Linked DNA regions of Homo sapiens: region 2 is linked to region 1. A link is a contact called in ENCODE Hi-C or POLR2A ChIA-PET data. All regions are on one chromosome and are shown on one strand. The core of a region is the stretch at or near the end of the contact, and the rest is flanking DNA. Distances in the headings are between cores, read along the strand shown. Region 1 overlaps SIPA1L1 (signal induced proliferation associated 1 like 1). Region 2 overlaps SIPA1L1 (signal induced proliferation associated 1 like 1).

The links. A loop is a pair of places that touch in the nucleus more often than their neighbours do. ChIA-PET counts read pairs that join two places held with the same protein, here RNA polymerase II (POLR2A). Pooled maps may share reads with other maps.
Region 2: a loop to region 1 is called in a map of endothelial cell of umbilical vein, with 4 times the contacts of the local background. The contact joins two enhancer-like sites. A Hi-C loop is called at or near these places in 3 of 168 maps with a recorded cell type or tissue (Caco-2, IMR-90 and endothelial cell of umbilical vein) and 3 of 50 pooled maps. POLR2A ChIA-PET finds 5 or more read pairs at or near these places in 4 of 52 experiments (BJ, CD8-positive, alpha-beta T cell, H1 and 1 more).

The regions. Positions count from the first base shown.
Region 1 is chr14:71,655,602-71,662,334 of GRCh38, reverse strand. It overlaps SIPA1L1 (signal induced proliferation associated 1 like 1), which reads right to left. Exons shown (of 24, transcript NM_001386936.1): 9 at 3,899-4,002; 10 at 868-1,025. Among named protein-coding and RNA genes, the nearest start is that of SNORD56B, 260 kb to the right of the region's middle. Within about 2 kb of position 3,039, at least 3 of the 41 ENCODE cell types and tissues checked have a DNase peak (open chromatin) inside an H3K27ac peak, as active enhancers do.
Region 2 is chr14:71,689,557-71,696,289 of GRCh38, reverse strand. All of the region lies in intron 13 of SIPA1L1 (signal induced proliferation associated 1 like 1), which reads right to left. Among named protein-coding and RNA genes, the nearest start is that of RGS6, 240 kb to the left of the region's middle. Within about 2 kb of position 3,654, at least 3 of the 41 ENCODE cell types and tissues checked have a DNase peak (open chromatin) inside an H3K27ac peak, as active enhancers do.

The sequences.
Region 1 (6,733 bases), core at 1,790-4,289:
AACATAACCTCTACTTGTTTTTTTTCCCTAAGCTACGCTTACTCTACTCCTAGAATTAATCTGCCTTACTCCTAGAAATATACAATTGTGGATCTCACAAACTGTCAATGTGCACAGGTCACTTTCTATGCAGGTAACATTTTTTAGGGATGGAAAGATACGCCAAATGTCCATATTTTGAAAGGAACTGATGCACATTAAAAACATCTTACAAATGCCAGAACATTACCCTTACACATTCTGGCACTACACCCCTATCGAGCTAGCGTGACAGGTCCCTATCTCCTTCAACTCCTAACTCTAGTATTCTTACAAGAAAGGTCTCTGCAGATAGAGGCCTGAATTCTGATACTCATGTGACTACGTCAACAAGTAACACTGAAACAATTTCAATAATGCTAAATAAAGTATAGAAGCGTTTCTAAGCTTGTAGTCAGAGTGCTAACGTGAATCAAGTAAGTCAGAGGCAAGGATTTAGGCTTCTTTAATAACAATGCTTTTCAAAAAATTAACTTCTCTTCCCTATTTATTATAATCGTTCTTCTCTGCTCTTGCCATGCCAAAAGAAAAATATAATTAGCAATATGAGTAATTAGTTGGTTGGTGACCAGATGGTATGGATGAAGGACATCACCTAAGAAGGAGGTGCAAATGGAAACGGCAGGTGTCTAACCAACATGCTTGGGTAATGTCAATGCCACCAGATTACATCATCATGTGAATTCAGCCATCCGCATGCATGGTTTAAAGACAAAAAGAAATAGTAATAGACTTCCCATTGCCACTTTAGAATGCAGAGCTGAATGGGGCCTCTATGCGATAACCAGCCAACATCCACAGAGCCCCTGCTGTGACACCCATACACACCTATAACAGACACTGTCAGAGCACGGATTGTGCACCCTGACGATGACGAAAACGTGCTGGAAGTGGGATCGGATGTTTTTTGGGCTGAATGGCTGTGCTCCAGGCTCTTGGAAAACAATTGTTACGATATCATTTCCAATGTGCCGCTTCCTCAGGAGCTACAAGAAAAAATAAGCAACCAACATAAATAACAATCATTTGCTTCCCCCGCCACCCCAATTCCCTTATATAGCTGTATTTAAAACATCCATTCCTAATCAGTACACATGAAGGTAGGTAATCTACACAGGTACTGTCAATGTTTTCACCTGCCTTATTCCCTCTAAGGAAGAACATAGAAACGAACATTCTGAAATTTGCATAAAAGATACAGCCATTCAAATAGATCTACCCAATATCTGGCATATTATGCCAGGTCCCAACATCACCAAACCCTCAGTTTCTATAACAACAGTGTTGTTCCATTTTCACATAAGAAAAACACGTGCCACAGGGAAGATTTTTAGAGATGAGAATGGCTGAAATAATTACAATGTAATTTATGTTCTGGTTTAACTGGCCTCATTGAAAGAAAATGTGGCTAAGGTGTTTTCTGATATATGTTTTGTGTCACAAGCTGGGCATGTAGAAAAGAATAATATTCCAGAATGTTGCAACAATTAAAAGCAGGTAAATTTCAGGTTTAAACAGCTTCTTTAACTGCAATGAAAGCTGCTTAGGGACACCCTCTGTTTCACATTCACTGGGTTTTGGATGGGTGGCTTTCAAACTCAGGCACCCCAAATCATCCTAGGTCAGTGCCTTTCAGCAGTTAATTCAATAGTGTAAAGGAAAACCAAACAAAATTTGTGTTTCTCAAACTTACTGTACGGAGGCTCTTAAAAAAGAAAAACAACTAAGTGTGACATTTATATAAACTATCCATTAGACATAAGCTTGTACTTACAAAACTTGTATTTAAAAAAATATTCTCTGGTGACATTAAGGCATACAAATTGCAAACCAGTAAAATCAGTGATCTAGTATTGGCTGCCAGGTGGGAGAAATAATAGCCTTTTAGATTAGGGTTGCAAATTGGGAGTTAGAATGTTCAGGAAATGCACTTTTAACCTCAGGAATTTGAAAGCATCCCAAATTGTCTTCTAATGAAGCAATTTATTTCTGAGTTCATTTCTAAATATGATATACAAACAGACGTTATGAAAATAAAGGCTGGTGTGTATTGATTGCTCTACAGAACATACCAATAATTAAAGATTATTAATCTACTCAAGATCTTGGACATACCAAAAACAAATACTATTTATCTACATGTTATGCCATTCCTGCATAAATGATGTCATTTTCTGTAATATTATTCATTCTTCAAAATATGGCTTGACATATAAAAATAAATGTCTTAATAAAGGACCCAAATAGAAACAAATCCATTTTTCCATCTTATACTACATATAATGAAAAATATTTTATTAAAAATATTTGCAAAAGAATTTTTAAAGATACATTTTTCCTGGTTTTTTTTTCCAAGCATAAAGTAATCTACATAGAGGAAAATAAATTTTTTGGCTAGAGAGTGAAAATTTTTTCATATGTTGCAGTACCAATTTCTTTCTCATTCTGATTTAAGACTGTAACATTTTTGCCTTGATTGGACTCCAAAATTAAATAATTGAGAGAGCTGCCATTTAAATGCCCACTTTCTCTGCCTACCACTTCAACTCATTTAGTTACAAATAATCAATCCAATCTTGTTAGTAAATTTTTTACCCTTACAAATCTCATCTTTCTCTTCTAAGTGATCAGGCAGAATAAGCCTTTATGCTCTCTTTAAGGATCATTTTGTTAATGTTCTTAAATTTTTTATCTACTGACTGGTCAGAATAAGTTTATTATGCCTTTCTTAGCATGGTGTTTTTCTTTCAAAGAGAGCTAAAATCTGGAATTTGCATAAAACAAATTATCAACAAAGTACAGATCAGGGAGTTTATCTTAAAACAGGTTTACTTCAGATTTATAGCTGATTCATTGCTTTGCTCTCTATTTTTTATTACACTGGCAATCATGAAAGGCAAAACTTTGTTACCTAGATTTGTGATTTAATCAAATGTAAACTGATAAAGTGTTAGATTAGATCAGTGTTTGGTTAACTTCTGTGAAAGAGGATGTGATTCATTCTGCAGCTGGCCTGTGCTCTGTTAGCACAACAATTGACAAAAACAAAAATCCATATCCATTTGAAGGTCAGAAGTAAAATTGGACTGCTCAAGTTTGTAATAGCTTTTAAAAGAAGTGTGTGTTAGCTCTCTGGTTCTTTTAAATTTCAATTTGCTACTATTTATTTTAAAATATTTTAAAAAATCAACTACCACATATTCCCTAAAACAATAGTGCCAGTTTCCAGTTTGCTCTGTAACAATCTGTCACCTCTTAGTTTCCACATTTTACTACCTCACTTACACTTTAGTAATTGGGCATTGAGCTTTTAGATCATTTTAAGAGAAGCTCTGTGTATGATGTGCACATATGCAATTGTTATTTATGTTCTTTGCTATCTCCCAATGAACATGGTAAGGAAGAATATCATTCTGTTGACATTTGACTTTTTTCCAAGTTAGTATTTTATATCTCCTTTGAAATCTATAATGCAACCTCAGAACTTTCCTATTCTGTGCACTGACCTCTTGAGATGAAACTTCACCCACTCATGGATGTTCTTTGCAACCCTGCAGAGTCATGTAATCACCAATGATTTCAACTTGTTCCTCAGATTTCATGAAAACCTCAATCCCCGTGGGTGAAAAGCAAATGATTAATTCACAAAGGCATCCAGCTGGCTGTTAACCTAAAATTTGTGTCTCTTCATTTGTTTTCAGTTCATTTGCTATTCCTTACTTCCACAAAGCACAAAGCTTCCCGCTGCTGTGACAGGTGCAACACTAAATTCTGGTTTAAGATTTTACAAACTTGCCACTTAGGCTTCTAGAGGAAATGAAACAAGGGTGAAAACACAGATAACAGGAGGATCTCTTACCTGTTGTTTGTTGTTGGGTGTGTATGGCAGCATGGTAGAAACATGGAACATAATTTCATAATCTTTGTATGTTGTGTACAGAGAATGGGTTCCAGTGGAGTCAGCTACAGTTAAAAAAAATATAATGATGAGATGACTATAACAGGAAAAATAATTTATTTAAGAGAAATATCTCAAAAAAGAAAAGAGAAGAAAAGAAAATGATTTAGGATGAAAAGATTCTAGACAAGACAGGTGTTCTTCCTTTTTTTTTTTGTATTTGATCCTCTTTGGCAGTCTAGTGAAGCCTACGGATCAGATCCCTTCTCAGAATAATATTTGTAAAAGTATAAAATAAAAAACATAAGATTTCAAAAGAAATTATATCGAAGCGCACAGTATCAAATAATTTTAAATATGAATGCACAAGATTTATATAACAAGATTTAGCAGTTGGTCTAATATCTACTGTAATGCTGAAGACATGATGAGCACAAACACTCTTGAGATGTCTGCAACAACAAATAATATAATACGAAAATATCTGTGCTTTCTATTGGCAATGAAATCACAGGTAAATGAATTACTGTGGTTTACTGCCTATGGCCATAATGAACAGAAATGCTAAATTTCAACTTGGGGTCAGTGAAAATAAAGAAAATCTTATTTCCCATCCAAGTTCACAGACCCCTGAATTCTGTCGACACATCAAGTTAGGAAACATTTTTCTAATACTTCCAATTCAAGCAAGAGACTTGTTTTGTTCTTAAAAAAAAAAAAAAAGACAATAATTTAACAAGACCATTAACACTGAAGAACAAAGTTGACACAGCAACGTCTAACAATTTTTTTAAGACTTAAGCATGTTGTGTTCTCACTTTCCTTAAGAAAAAAAAAACCTCTACTGCCTTTATCTTAACAAAGTTTCAGAATCAGTGTTCCCACAAGTACCTGGAAGCTGCAGAAAAAAGTTATTAACTTCCCAACTCAAAGGGAATACCTGTTTAGACTCAAAGGATCTGGACTTAGGGGTTGCAAAAGGAACAGAAGTACATTCACTGTAGGTAAACTCAACCCTCTATCAACCCAATTTTTTTTTTTTTTTTTTTTTTGAGACAGTCTCACTCTGTCGCCCAGGCTGGAGTACAATGGTGCGATCTCGGCTCACTGCAACCTCTGCCTCCTGGGTTCAAGCGATTCTCCTGCCTCAGCCTCCTGAGTAGCTGGGACTATAAGTGCATGCCACCATGCCTGGCTAATTTTTGTAGTTTTAGTAGAGACGGGGTTTCACCATGTTGGCCAGGATGGTCTCAATCTCCTGACCTTGTGATCCACCCACCTTGGCCTCCCAAAGTGCTGGGATTACAGGCGTGACCCAACATACCTGGCCTCGACCCTATTTTTTGAGGACCAAAACACTTGATGGCATTTTAGAGAACGATGCTCTCAGACAAAGTCTCTGACACATACCAAAAGGCAACAGTAGTTCTGAAAACTTAGTATGCACAGCATCAGCTGTGGAGCTAAATTAAGAGGCAGATTCCCAGGGCCCACCCCCCAAAATACTCCTCAGTGGGTATAGGGCCTCACAGGGGAATCTATTCTTCACAGACACTCCCAGGTAGCTCTAATGCAGTAACTCCGCTGCCGTTAGGTACTGCTCTAAGAATAGACTACAACTGTGGCTTGCAGACAGCTTTCTAAAGATATTCTAGAGCTCTGAGTTTCAAGCTTGAGCTTGTTGGAGAATCTTAATTTTGAAGCTGACATAAAATGCGAAGGCTTAAAAATAGTCAAAAATAGAACAAAGCAAAGACTACTTTTCAAAAATTGGAAAACTATGTAACAACATATAAATATCCAAGAAAAATATCTTCTAAGTATTAATGACCATCACAACAAAAAAACTGTGTATTACTACAACAAAGGATTCAACTGAACTATTTAAGACAGGTCTTGAACGTGAAGAACTTATCTATTGTCAAGAACCCTTTCTATAAATATGTATAGAACAGATCAGCACATTTTAAAACTTTAAAGTGAATGTGTCACCACTGACGTGTACTTATACATGTGTTTCAAGTCAATTTTAAGCAAAATTAATGAAACAGAAAAAAAAAATGTCATTGGTATTCATTTATTACACTGTGCTTTATATGCCTGCTAGTTCTAAAAGGATTACTGCCAGAGAGGAAAACTGCTGGGGAAGAAAACACTGAAGATCATTTATTTTTCTACTTCTAGCCCCTTCTCTCTGTCCTCCACGTCTCATTTCACACAATGTATGCTATCTGACCAGCCTTTTTCTGAGGTCTTTTAGATTCATAGAGTTTTGCTGATAATTTTCAACAGTTTGGGAATAGTTTCAGAAGTTTCAGAGATGAAACTAGGGCTAAAATAATGAAACTTTTCTTTCCAAGAAGAAAAGAATTCCAAAATCCTGAAATTACTATGCACTTCATAGAGGTATTAAACTTTACCAGAAAGAATGAAAAAAGAATGTTTGCTATAAAGAAATAATTAACAGAGTAAACAGACAACCTACAGAATGGGAGAAAATATTTGCAAACCATATACCCAACAAAAGACTAATATCCAGAATCTCTAAGAAACTTAAGCAAATCAACAAGAAAAAAACAAACAGCCCCATTAAAAAGTGGGTAAATAACACAAATAGACACTTCTCAAAAGAAGACATACACGTAGCCAACAAACATGAAAAAATGCTCAACATCACTAATCACTGGAGAAATGTACATTAAAACCACAATGAGATACCATCTGATATCAGACAGAATGGCTATCATTCAAAAGTCAAAAAATAACAGATGTTGGCAAGGATTTTGAGAAAAGAAA
Region 2 (6,733 bases), core at 2,405-4,904, 33 kb before region 1:
TGTTCGGGAAATGTGGTGAGAAGAAAGAAGCAGGGTTTCTAAAGTCTTCCTGTTATCATCATCAATCTTGCTGTTGCTATACAGACTGTGAGAAATATGGGCCAATCACCCACTGGCACTGTAATTAGGTTGCCAGATCTCAAAGTAGTGTATGCGTGGGGCAGGTATGGCGGGGCCACGTACTAGTGGGATACTAGCTCATTTCTACTTCAGGTAATGTGTTTTAATAAGAGAAGATCAAGACATTTATCTGGGTACCATAACATGGGTTTCTCTTTACTCTTTTCCACTGAGACATATTGCAAATTTCTCATTATTATTCTAAAGTAATTAATTGTAAGGTGATCTGAAAGGGGTATGAATAGGAGGAATTGGTTATGAAAATGAAAACCAAGTAAGGCTTAAGGAATGACGTGAATCCAAATATAACAAAATACCACATTCCTTTCAACCTGAAGTGTTTGGCTCTTATACACACCTAATAGAGAGAAACTTCAAATAGAGTTTCACTTCATAGCTGCTTTGACTTTCTTACTGCAAAGGGGAGGAGGTGTTACAGAAAACTAGAAAAAAAGGAGACAGCAGTGGAATGTTAACCCAGTGAAGATTAATGCAACGTGTAGGGGTCTGATGATTTTTTGACTTAGGGGTAAACAAGCAATGCCAGTGAAGTATATTTACGGTGAACGTTAAAATGTTTATGCTTCTATGAGGAAGTTACAACATAATTCCAAAGGAAAAGTCAAGATGTAACCTTTACATTTGTATTTAGAGGCTGCTTTTCTTACCCTGCTCTCCAAACGTATATTAAGCTAAGATATCGCAGGCTAGTTCTCAACCTCAGCTTTCTTATTTGGCAAATGTATCAGAAAATTCTATTTGGTTACTGGAGTTATCCCAAAGCGAAAAAATAGCATTTCCAGAAGGCTGGCATTCATTCCCATCCCTCTTTTGCATTTATATAACTCAATAGTGGCTTTGTTTTCTGACTGTTCACACACATAGAACACACATAGAGCAACTGATGGAATGCCACCCAAATGTTTTTATGACTCTAGATGTATGTATGGTAGGCAAAGAAAAATTCAGAATTAGCCCTTATTCTGATGACTTACTATTTTTTCCAAATACTCTGAATTTGATACTATCACACAAATATTATTTGAGAACAGACCTAGTGGGAGAGTGGAAGCCACCGCCGCCTGTCTGGGTACTGGCAGTCCACTTCTGAAGAGATAGCCTGAGGCTGATCGTTATTGGAAGATGGGCTGATTGCTATCCTGCCACTTTGAAGAGGTGCTTCAAGAACTGGGAGCAGTACCTCTCACATTGGCTCACATAGGAAAACCAGCACACTGATCTCCTGGATCTCTGTCCATCCCACCCCACCTTACAAGCGTACTCTGTTTTAAGAGCTGCTGAGTCCAGTGAAGTTACAGCAAGATCACAAGAGACTTTTCTTCTCTTTTGAGATAAATCCAGATCTTTCTGCTTAAAGAGCCCCAAACGTCTGATGTTAATGCCCCAACAGATTTAGAGGACAAAGATTAATACCTCTTTCAATTGCTGTGAGATCTTTCCATTCTGTTGAATACAGGCAATATTCTTTTTAAAGAATGCTCTGGTCACTGTCAGAGAGGAATTCTGTAAATCTTTTAGCATTAATTTCAGAAGATTTTCTTCTCTATATTTTTATAAATTTAGTCAAGAAATAACTAAACATTTTTAAAATAACTGATACTAAACATCCTCTGGGGCTTCCTTCTGCTGAAATAAAACACCAGGGCTTTTTTTTTTATTGTACTAAGAATGCGCAATTGAAAAAGTCATGATCATCACCATCCAGAGACATTACTTCCACAGTCTTTTGACTACACTTAACACTAAACACCAGCTTTTCATTTATATGCAATGCACTTCACTGCAGTGAAAACAGAGAGTTGAAGGGGTTGGACATTTAGGAAGAGATGGTCCAAGATACGTCCTTCATTCTTCCAGAAGCAGTCGCACACCAGGCTAAAAAAGAGAGCTGACACACACACATACACACACGCACACACACACGGATTTCTAACACAACCACCCCTGTCCTCCACCACACCTATTCCATGAATCAACTCACAGGACGACATATATAGTGCCAACATTAATAGATTCTTATTAAACTGATCACTCCAGATTATGACTGATTACAACTTATCAACTTATGGCTATGGAATTCTAAGTGACAAGTTGATGGTAAAATATTTTCCTAACTGATTAGGTAAGATTAATTAAATCTCTATTCTATTTCTTACTTTTTATTCCAACATGAGATATGTACAAGGACATAAGGCCCTCAGTAACCCAAGTGCAAACAGTGAGCTGGTGGTATAAACAAGTGAGAGCACTTCAAACAGCAGCAGTGATGGACAAATTAAATGCTTGAGTCCATAATTAAGCACAGCATTTTACCACAACTTAGCAATTGCTATCCAACCAGGGAACAGGACCAAGTTAAAGTCTTCTGTCTTCAGCCATGTATATCAACTAGGATTCTTCCAAAATTATGTAAAAAAAAAAAAAAAGAAAAGAAAAAAGAAAAATCTCTACAACAATTCAAGGTGATGTAATTTGGGTGCTATAACCGGAGTAGTTTGAACAAGTTGTGTTCAACTTCAAGCAACTCGTGCCTGTCTTTTCATCACTTCCTGTTGTGTACTTTGTGAACAGAGTTACTGCTGGCTTTCTAACCACATAATTCATACCAGCTGTTCAGACTAGATCATGGGAATCCTGTTCTTTTTTTTTTGAGACGGAGTCTTGCTCTGTCTCCCAGGCTGGAGTGCAGTGGTGTGATCTCGGCTCACTGCGATCTCCTCCTCCCAGGTTCAAGTGATTCTTCTGCCTCACCCTCCCGTGTAGCTGGGATTACAGGCACCCGCCACCACACCCAGCTAATTATTGTGTTTTTAGTAGACAGGCTTTCGCCATGTTGGCCAAGCTGGTCTCCTGACCTCAGGTGATCCACTTGCCTCGACCTCCCCAAGGGCAGGGATTACCAGTGTGAGCCACAGCAGTTGGCCCCAAAATCCAAAACTTTTTGAGCGCCAATATAACATTCAAATGAAATGCTCATTGGAGCATTCTGGATTTCAAATTTGGGATGCTCAACCAATAGGATCAATGCAAATATGCGCAAAATTAAAAAAAAATTGAAATTTGAAACATTTCTGGTTCAAGCATTTTGGGTAAGGGATGCTGAACCTGTATTACCCTAATTAATCTTCACAGACTCTAAGAGGTGGGGCTGTGACCTACTTGAGTCATGGGGATGTTAAAGTGCAGAAGGACAGGACCTTGCCCACTGCCACACACTCCCAGTAGCGTAGGCAGGATGCAAATCATGGCCCCTGGACAGCACAGCCTACCCTCCTGGTGCTTCTAGGAATTTCCAGGCAGGTCACACTAATACACAGGTGGCCCTGCAGAGAGGAAGCCGTTATGGAAACATTTCCCTAGGGTGAGTGCAGAATAGCTACTTTCGAGGCCCAAGGAATGATGAGTAAGTAACTGAAGAGCTGGAGCTGGACACAGTACTGGAGCATTCTCCTCCCATTCCTGGGCCACTCTGGAGTTTGTAAACGATGGGGAACTGGGAGGTGTGCCAAGCTGAAGCCATTGTGCCCATTTCCTGAATGCCTGAATAGGAACCACTGTTGCAGTATCATCTAAAAATGTGAACTTGCAAATCACATCAACTCTAATCCTGACATGGATGCCAGAGTACGCTGTTTCCTGCAAGGAGTGGAAAACAGGAGCCTTCAGAGTCCGGTCACTTTAAGTCAAATGCGGCCCTCTGCTTTTCTCCCTTGTCTTGGCTGACAAATACACCACCAGAATTCAGTTCCAACTAAAACCTTTTGAAGGAGTCAATCAAGATCTTGCATTTCACTTTGAGTCAATTTTAGAAAAGCTCTACCAGCAATATACTTTTAAAATGAAGTATTCTAAACTTAGTCAACAAAAACCAAATAATTCTACTTATATCTATGTTTAATGCTATAGCTTTATCAGACTATCAAGTGCTTTGCCTTTACCTATCATCTAATTTTTATAAAAGGAAATTGGTTTATTTTCTCCAAGATAGATTAAATTCTGTCCCCAGTTACTTAAATAAGCCCTTTTGTTATTAAAGGGTCATTACCACAAATGGAAAGTAGAGGAAACTCTTCGTGTGGAAAGCTGGACTACCATGTGAAGTGTAGACACACTAAGTTGAGGAAACTCTTCTTAAAAAAAGCATTGGGAGCCTATTAAATGCCAGAGTCTGTGGCTGGTATTTGGAATACAAAGATGAATAAGACAGGCTAAGTTTAAAGAAATGGACAAATAACATTAAAGCGAAGTTTCATAAATTTTGTGAGTGAAGAAGCCATGTGGTGGTAAGAACATTCCTAGTGAGGCAATTAAGGTAGAAATGGGAGGAGAGTGTTTTGGGGAAATTAAAGGCGACTTGTCAGAGGAGCAGGCATGGCAAGACTTCAGCAGTCAAAAGAAGGAGTGGAAGGTGCACCAAGTAGAGGAGCTCCTAAAAAGGCATCAAGGGGAACATAGTGCTTGCAGAGGAGAGAGCCACTCCCATGCCTAGGGATGGGGGTGGTGACGATGATAGGGGAAAAGGGAAAGGCAAGTCCACATAGACAAACTTTTTGGGAGGGACAGGGTCTCACTCTGTTACCCCGGCTGAAGTGCAGTGGCGTGATCACGGCTCACTGCAGCCTCAAATGCCCAGGCTCAGGTGATCCTCCCACTCAGCCTCCCAAGTAGCTGAGACTACAGGCATGTGCCACCACACCTGGCTAATTTTTTTTTATTTTTTGTAGATACGGGGTCTCACTATGTTGCCCAGGCTGGTCTTGAACTCCTAGACTCAAGCCATGCACCAGCCTTGGCCTCCCAAAGTGGTGGGATTATAGGCATAAACCACAGCACCCAGCCAACACAGGCAAACTTGCTGGTGAGTTGGACTTGATCCTGAAGGCTGTGTGGAACTATGGAAGGGCTATAATGAAAAGGCACAGCCTGAGGAGTATATCCATTTTTATTAGGTCATCCTTCCAGTGGGAGGCTGGTAATCATACCTAGAGGCTGTTGGCAACAGTTTAGGTAAGCAAAAGAAACTTAGTGCGAAATGAGAACTTCTCAGGCAATGGCAGGAACATGTGTGGAGATGGGATGATAGTGCTGAGGGGAAGTTGATAACGAATCCTACTTCTGCTCTGGATACTCAGGTAGATGGCAAAGCCATCCACCAAGGTGGGTAACACACGAGACGGAAGAGGCAGAAGGAGGGGCAGGTGTGAAGGTCAAGTCAGCTTGAACTTGTGAATGTGAGACACTTTCATGCCTTTCAAGTGCATATGTTCAGTAGGTAGTCAGGAATATGAAAAGTGAAAAAGAGACCAAGGCAAAACAGATCAGCTAAGGAACTGCCCACATACAGATGACAGTTGAGGTTGCTCAAGTGGATGAACCTTCTAGAAGAATTGCACAGTGTGGGATTCAAATAAAAATGAGGAAGAAGTGGGGAACACAAATTTCAGGGTGATGAGATAGGCGCAAAGAGCTGACGATACAAAAAAAATCAGGAATACCTTTTGGAAGACAAGGAAATGTAATTTGAAGAAGGAGGGAGTAGTGAATGGTATCAAATAAGCTAAGGACCTAACACCATCCAGAAGCTTTAGAAATGTAGAAGTTAGCTGGGTGCAGTGGCTCTCACCTGTGATCCCAGCACTTTGGGAGGCTGAGGAGGGAGGATCACTTGAGGCTAAGAGTTTACAACTAGTCTGGGCAACAGAGTGAGACACTGTCTCTATAAAAAAAATCATTTCAAAACATAAGCTGGGTGTGGTGTGGCGTGCACCTGCAGTACTAGTTACTCAGCAGATTGAGGTGGGAGGATGGCTTGAACCCAGGAGTTTGAGTTTACAGTGAGCTAAGATCAATGCCACTGCGACAGAGTGAGACCCTGTCACAAAAAAAAAATAATTAAAGAAATGAAAAGAAATATGGAAGTCAATGGGCAATGGGGACCTAGCTGGAGCATTCCCAGTGAAGTTCAAAAGTCCCATGATTTCAGGATCCTCATGGCAAGGCACGAAGCTGTGATGGAGGGGGCCAGTATTTGGAAAGCACAAGTCTGAGGCTTCTAACCACAGCTAATATTCTAAACAAAAGAAGAGTAAACATTAAATGGTGCTTGTTTTGTTTGAAAGCAGAAAATGACACAGTGGAAGATTAGCTTAGATCCTGTATGATATAACAAACTTAAAAAGTATTTCCTTAAAAATCAAGACTGAATGGTCACGTGACTATTATGCTCTCTGAGAGGAGAACTCTTTTAAGTTTGTTTCCACCATATTCACACCCTATATGGTGCTGGTGTCTGTAAGGAAGGAGGGAGGGAGGCTGCAGACGCAGCTGCCATAACTGCGTGAACAAAAAAGGCCCCCCATCCAGCTTCTTAAGAGTTAAGTGCAGGGGTCTCAAGGGGAGTAACAATGACATCCAGGTAAAACTCAGAAGTACCAAGTGTTCAGTGAGCTCTAACATCAAATATTTACATAAAGGCTGGTAATACCAGCCTAAAAAAAGGAGAAAAGAAAATCATTTTACATGCTAAGATGTCTGTTGTTTATCCAAAGCCCCTCAAATAGCTCAACTTTTATAAGCATATTAACACAGATCA